Linked DNA regions of Homo sapiens: region 2 is linked to region 1. Evidence: chromatin contacts called from ENCODE Hi-C data. All regions are on one chromosome and are shown on one strand. Each heading gives the region's core, a stretch centred on a gene start or an enhancer-like site at or near the end of the contact. The rest is flanking DNA. Distances are from core to core; before and after follow the strand shown.

Evidence for each region. A loop is a pair of places that touch in the nucleus more often than their neighbours do. Pooled maps may share reads with other maps.
Region 2: a map of Calu3 shows a loop between it and region 1 (3-fold over the local background). The contact joins the promoter of LINC02119 here to the promoter of LINC02107 in region 1. A Hi-C loop is called at or near these places in 1 of 168 maps with a recorded cell type or tissue (Calu3) and 1 of 50 pooled maps.

Annotation. Positions count from the first base shown.
Region 1 is chr5:38,024,113-38,027,849 of GRCh38, forward strand. LINC02107 (long intergenic non-protein coding RNA 2107) reads left to right here and starts at 1,585. Exons shown (of 3, transcript NR_147009.1): 1 at 1,585-1,647.
Region 2 is chr5:38,146,783-38,150,519 of GRCh38, forward strand. It overlaps LINC02119 (long intergenic non-protein coding RNA 2119), which reads left to right and starts at 1,698. Exons shown (of 2, transcript NR_134272.1): 1 at 1,698-1,819. The region is part of intron 2 of LINC02107 (long intergenic non-protein coding RNA 2107); the gene reads left to right. RefSeq lists a silencer at 1,285-1,579.

The sequences.
Region 1 (3,737 bases), core at 335-2,834:
TATGTTACATGGAAAAAGCAGGCAGCAAATCTGTATGTATAATTTGATGCTAATTTTGTTTTTTAAAACTACTGTGAAGGGAAAAATGGAGACAATCTAACTGTATATGAGAAGAATGAGTAATAAACTGTGGCTTAGTCATTCAATGGAATACTACATCTAGTTCAACTGAATGAAAATAATCTCCATGGATCAACTTGGGTAAGTCTTAAAACATAATGCTGACTGAAAAAAGCAAGGTACAAAAGAATACATATGGCATTGTATCACTTATGCAAAAATCTAAAATGTACAAAAGTAATATACATTTTATGAATCTAATTGCATAGTAAAGGTCAGGTGCAGTGGCTCACACCTGTAGTCCCAGAACTTTGGGGGTCCGAGGTGGGCGGATCACTTGAGGCCAGGAGTTTGAGACCAGCCTGGTCAACATGGCAAAACCCCATCTCTACTAAAAATATTAAAAAATTACCCAGGCAGGGTGGCCCACGGCTGTAAGCCCAGCTACTCAGGTGGCTGAGACAGGAGAATTGCTGGAACCCAGGAGGTGCAGGTTGCAGTGAGCCGAGATTACACCACTGCACTCCAGCCTGGGCAACAGAGTGAGACTCTCTCTCTCTCTCTCTATATATATATATATAGATAGATAGATAGATAGATAGATAGATAGATAGATAGAAACATTTTTGTACTTTTACTGTATATATATATATATGTATATATATATAACAGAATGAGACTGTCTCTGTATATATATATATATAGAAACGTTTTTGTACTTTTACTGTATATATATACAGTACTTTTTGTAATATATATACAGTATATATATTCGTATCTATATACAGTATATATATTCGTATCTATATATATACAGTATATATATTCGTATCTATATATATACAGTATATATATTTGTATCTATATATATACAGTAAAAGTACAAAAACGTTTCTATCTATATATATAGAGTAAAAGTACGGAAACATTCACAGGATCTATACACACCAGCTTTAGGATAGCACTTCTTCATTTCCTTTAGGAATGAGAAAGAATTAGATGAGTTTCAGCTGGATCCATTTTATTTCTAAAGGAGAGAACTGAGCAAATGTGGTAAAATGTTAACATTTGTTAAATCTGAGTGGCGCATCCCTAGGTTTCTTTTATACTGCTTTCTGTATGTTTGGAACATTTTATAATTAAAATTTGTCTGTGTGATATATAATAAGGGTACACACGTGGAAGAGGTTAGCGGGCATCAAAACATAAAGAGCGACTATGTTGGAAAAGTATAGTGCAAACTTATTTTCTTTAAGTTTTTCTGTATTTTTTAAATCTATATAGTAAGTGTGATATAAGAAATAAAAGCAAGACACGTCTTTTTAGGAAGCATCAATGTTGTAGGCAAAGAGTGCTGCAGTGGAATATGGAATCTGCTTCTATGTGACACTGGTTGATTCGCGTAGGCACTTTGTAGCAGTAGATACTTTGCAGCAGTTTCCTCACCTGCACGGTGGTTTTATGGGCCGAATGCTCACTAAACTGACTTATTCTTCCCGGTAACCTGCATACAGACCTCCCAGGCCCTGGCGTGAAGGTGGCACTGTGACTAGCTCTTGCCGATGGAATGGGAGGAGTCAGTTAGAAGTAAGTATGCCTGCTCTGACGTTTCTCTCTGCCTTCTGTCTGCTGTGTGGATGAAGTCTGGGGCATCCTGAAACCCTTTGTTGAGATGGGGGAGCCACAGCAGGGGAGGACCTGGATCCCCACGTATCACCACAGGTGTGACAGAGGCCCAACCAGAAACGTACCCCTTGAATTTTGTGAGAGCAAGAAGTAAACGTTTGGGCTTGTTTGTTATAGCAGGTAGACTACTCTGACCAATACAGGCTCCATCTGTCAGATCCCTTCAAGTTCTGATACTCTATGAATGCCAGAGGCCCTTGGTTTAAAGCTGTCTCTCCATTCATTTATCTCTTGATGAAGTTCACTTGTCTCAGGGACAGACTTATCTAAACCAGAAATTTGGACATGTCCAAAAGAAATAAACTGCTGTAATAACAAGTGAGTTGAAAAGATAAAGGACAGTAGCCAGAAGACCAGGGGAAAATCCAGAACTGAGTAAGTCTGGGCTGTACATGGCTTGAGACTAAGGACAAGAACTTGAACATTTTTTGATCTCTTTATAACCCCCCAGTCTTATATATTGTAATCACTTAATCAATACCTGTTGGATAAATGAATACATGTGTAGGAAGCTGCTATCAGTGATAACCACATACCTTGAAAAGCCACTGCTGCATAATTTCTAGAATTATTAACCTTTTAGTTTTGTGAAGGGGGTAAGAGCACATGATCTGGACTCGGAGGGGTCAGGCAGGCTGGGTGAGAATCCTGGCTCTGCCTCTTCCTTAGCCTTTCCAAGCCTGTTTTCTTAGGCATAAAATAGGGATAAAAATGCTATAAAGCCCATAGTCATTTTGAGGATTAAAGGAGTTAGGTAATGCAGGTGAAGCACAGGCCTGCCCCACAGTTGAGTAACTTGGATTTATGACATAAATTCACGGTGATCCTAAGTTAAATCAAGATAAGACTCTTGCTGGGCGCAGTGGCTCATGCCTGTAAACCCAGCACTTTGGGAGACTGAGACAGAAGGATTGTCTGAAGCCAGGAGTTTGAGACCATCCTGGGCAACATAGCGAGACCCTGTCTGTACAAAAAAAAATGTAAAAATTAATCAGGCATTATGGTGTGTACCTGTAATCCCAGCTACTTGGGAGGCTGAGGTGGGAGAATCACTTGAGCTCAGGAGTTTGAGGCTGCAGTGAGCTATGATTGTGCCACTGCACTCCAGCCAGGGTAACAAAGCAAGACCTCTGTCTCTAAAACAAAACAAAAACAAAAACAAAAACAAAAACAAAAACAAAAACAAAAAATATGACTCTCTACCTCTCCTTACCTAGTTCTCCCATAGGCACTATCTAAGTCAGCACAGGTGTTGGCCTTGACAAGATTAGCATTGCATTGGTAGAATGCTCCAAAATGGCCTCATTAAAGCATCATTACATCATACTTGCTGAAGTAATCAATGATTCTCATGGAACAAGAGCACAGGAGGTGAGAGAGCACTGTTTCCTAATGCAGACGGCCTTCAGGATCACTTCCTGGCTGAATGACCTAGAGAAGGGGACGCGAGTACACCCGTTTCATTTTCTCATCTCTGAAGTCGGGGGAGAACACCTGCCAGCCGTGCCGTTTATTGTGGGGGTGAAACCAGTGTTCCTGAAGCTCATGGCCTGGCACAGAAGGGTGCTCCTGGGTGTCATTTCTCCCTCTTCATGTCACCTCTTTGAAACCCAGCCCTAGTTGAAGCTCAGATGATATTTCTCTAGTTTTTATACAGAACACTGTGGTTTTGGTAAAATTCACATTTTGGGAAGCATTCCCACCACCTCCCCGTCTCCAACCTCCATTTACTTGAAGGGAAATGGAATCTATCTGGTTTTGATTCATTTACACTCCACTTGTTAGCATTGGTTTGTAAGCATCAGCCAACATCCGAGTAACTCTTGGAACCTTGTTCTAAAGGCTGCATTTTCAAGTCTAGGAAGTTTATTTTTCTTTCTTCTTTTTAAAAAAATGCTAAAAGGAAACTGGACTTCAGTACTAGTTTGAGTTTGGGTTTATTTTCTGTGTATGACTGGCTTCCAACAAATTTGGTTAAAAAATACACTTTG
Region 2 (3,737 bases), core at 448-2,947, 120 kb after region 1:
ATTATTGAAGAAAGAAAAAAATTTTAAATAAATTTAGTGTAGCCTAAGTGTCCAGTGTTTATAAAGTCTACGGTTGTGTACAGTAATGTCCTAGGCCTTCACATTCACTCACCACTCACTCACTCACTCACCCAGAACATCTTCCAGGCCTGCAAGCTCCAATCACGGTAAGTGCCCTATACAAGGGTACCCGTTTTAATGTTTTATACTGTATTTTTACTGTATCTTTTCTATGTTTAGATTCAAAAATGCTTACCATTGTGTTATAATTGCCTACAATATTGAGTACAGTAACATGCTGTACAGGTTTGTAGGGTAGGAGCAATAGGCTATACCTTATATCCTAGGTGTATAGTAGGCTATACCATCTAGGTTTGTGTAAGTACACTATGATGTTCACACAAGGACAAAGTCGCCAAATGATGCATTTCAGAAGGAATGTATCCCTACCATTAAGTGACGTATGACAATAGTTTCTTTTCCCCTCTTCCCTCCTCTTTGATGTTGAAGAATGGCTTGGCAGAGCCTGGAGGTCAGTCACATAATGAAATGGTTGACTCCTAACTCTAAGATGTGGATTTCTTTGGTACAGAGAGCTGTTCTTCAAAGTCTTAAATATACAAGAATCCCAGCTTGGGCTCCCAGAGATATTAGGTGTTTTTCTCACCTCCTTATTTCCCTCTTGTTCAATAGTATTCACTATTCCATTGTGAAGTCTCCCCCAGGTCATTTTTGGTTGATTCTGGGCATCTTTCTTGATCATCCCAGCTCTTCCCACTGGTTGGGATACACTAGGAGCTTTTCCAAAATTTGATCTTGGGCTCTGCTATACCGGCATGCTGCCTCAAACAGACAGTCCCTTGACTTACCATAAGTCAATTCCATTGTCCAGCTTCTTAAATAGAAATCATTTGGTCGTTTTAATATTTTGACTGCTCATTCCTGCATTTATATATAATTATGCTTAGACTGCCTTTTTCTACCATGTGCAAATTCAACATGAAAACACTTCTCTCTTTAGCTTTAGCCTCACTGGCTATGCTGAGCCAAAGCTTTTGTTTTCTGTCTAGCTTATCCACCACCCACTTCATTTGACCTTATAAACATGTTTAAATAGATTTCTCGGATAATGACCATTCTAGCTGGCAACTTCCCGTTTAGATATTATAGCAGGCACAGTGCAAATTAGAGGGCAGAGCAAAAGCACTAAGAATCATGAGACCCTGGATAAATATAGTAGACCCGCTCAGCCTCATAGGACAAGGCTGGGTTCTTACCCCAGTTTACCCACTGACTCAGGGGGTGACTCTGGGGAAGTCCGAGTAAAACAATCATTGGTTTCATCTACTGGTGACTCAGTCATGTTGATCTCGATAAATGGGGGCAAAAGAAGGAGTCCGCTGTCACGGAGACACCTCATTTCCATCCTGGATATTTCACTGTTCCCTGGGTTGGCCTCTGAGTTCACTGGGAGGAAAACAAAGATGCCCTTTGTGCACTATTGAAGGCAGGCTGGGGCAACTGGCCGTATCAGCAATGAGAGGAATCTTTTAAAGGTTAGCAGATGGGCAAATAGGAAGAGCTGTTCAACCTGATATTAAAAGGTTGCGTTTCAAAGGTGGCTTTGTTCAATTCGGTGTTATCTTGCTTTAATATTTTCCACTGCTCTGCGATTTTGCTAATAGACCGTTCCACCAGTGATGAGAGCATTCAGTGAGAGCCTGGTGTTCTGCTCAGTACCAAGTGCAGCACTTTCACATGCTTGATGCTCAATGAATGTTGAAGGAGAGAGTGAATGGATACAGAGCTGAATGAGTAGGTATGGTTACATTGTAAATGGCCTTGCTCACATTCTTTGACAGCAGCTTTCTTTGCTGACTTGATTTTCCAAATGTCAGAATTGTCAAATCTGAGCTTCTTCAAGTTTTCTTTCTTTTCCTGATTTCTAGAGTAAGGGTTGGTTTAGTAAGCATTTTCAGTGACTCTCTGATCATCTGATGGGTCTTTTAGATTCAGCTATTTGCAGGAGATCATATTTTTGTGACCTAGAAGGGAAATTTTTTTGGATAAATTTTCATGAGTCTTTATTAAATAAACTTAGCATATCCTCCTTCCTCATTCCATAGAAATAGATCTCCATACTTTCTGAGTTGGAATAAGGAAATGAAATAATATAATATATAAAGTTGTACAGTAATTTGATGAGCAACTAGATTAATTGTTCTTCAAAATGCAGAAAATAAACCAGTATACTAAAGGAAAAATGCAACTTGCAAAATAAATTACTGTATAAAAAAACTTAAACATTCATATTTTTCCCTTTGAGGGAGAAGAGGCAACTTCAGATGGGTGAATGACATCATTGTTGACTAGTTAATAAAATCATCTTATATAATATAGTTCTTATACACTTTTTTTGTTGTCCTGAATACCTTTACGTCCTGATAAAAATTGCTTGAGGCATGAGGAACAAGTGTTCGGTACTCTTTGAAGAGATGTGGTAACTAAGCATTGGGGGTTGGCCTTGTTGCCTAAGATCACACAGTTTGCAGCTGAACTGAAACTAGAAACCGGGGATGCTGGATCAGAGTCCAGTACTCTTTAGAATATTAGAAAGAAGGAAAGTCAGCTGGGTGCGGTGGCTCGCACCTGTAATCTCAGCTCTTTGGGAGGCTGAGGCAGGCAGATCACTTGAGGTCAGGAGTTTGAGACCAGTCTGGCCAACATGGTGAAACCCCGTCTCTACTAAAAATACAAAAATTAGCCAGGAGTGCTGGCACATGCCTGTAATCCCAGCTACTTGGGAGACTGAGGCAGGAGAATTGCTTGAACCTGGGAGGGGGAGGTTGCAGTGAGCCGAGATTGGGCCATAGCATTCCAGCCTGGGCGAAGAAGCGAGACTCCATCTCAAAAAAGAAAGAAAGAAAGAAAGTCAGATGCACAAAATATGAATGGAAGAAGAGCTAATAATAATGAAATGTTTTTGGTAGGGTTTACCTCAATGAAAAGCAAAATCACCTCCACTATTTTCTCCCAATTGAATGAAATGTTCTAAGTATCAATCTAGGAGTTCCATAAAAGCAAGGACTGTGCCTCCTTCAGATCTCCTGGATCTAACCCAATTTCTCATGTAGTAGGTCCTAAACACATGCTTGATGAATGAATAGATAACTTTCCACAATGTCTTCTGTTGTTAGCTCCTTCTCTTATCCCTTAATAATCCTTTCACATATTTCCTCCCTCTGGGTGGACCATAAGTCAACTTCAAGATTAGACATGTGGCATAACATCATTGTGAATACATATTTATTGAGCACAGTGAGGAAGCAAGAGTTGAAGCAAGGGTTATATTTGTCTTCTTGGATTCCACTCCTTCATAAATAAAGAAAACACAACTAGTAGAACTTTTGGGGTTGAAGAGACTTTAGAGATCATGTAGTATATTTCCTTCAGCTGAAGTGCAAAGGTATGAAATGGCTAAGGAAGGCCTCATAAGGAGATGGGAGCAGTGCTGATATGAGATTGGCATCTCCCAAATTCCAGTCCCGTGTTTGTTCTAATGCACCACCTCTTGCCTTTCTGGTGCATGTGTATATGTGTATATATCTATATCCATATCCATATCTATAGCTATCTTGAAATGAGTTGGTCATTCTTGTCTAAATTTGAGTAACATCAAGGTCCCCGAAATTCAACAGGAAGGGTAACATATATTGCAAATGGTCTCTTTTCAATGA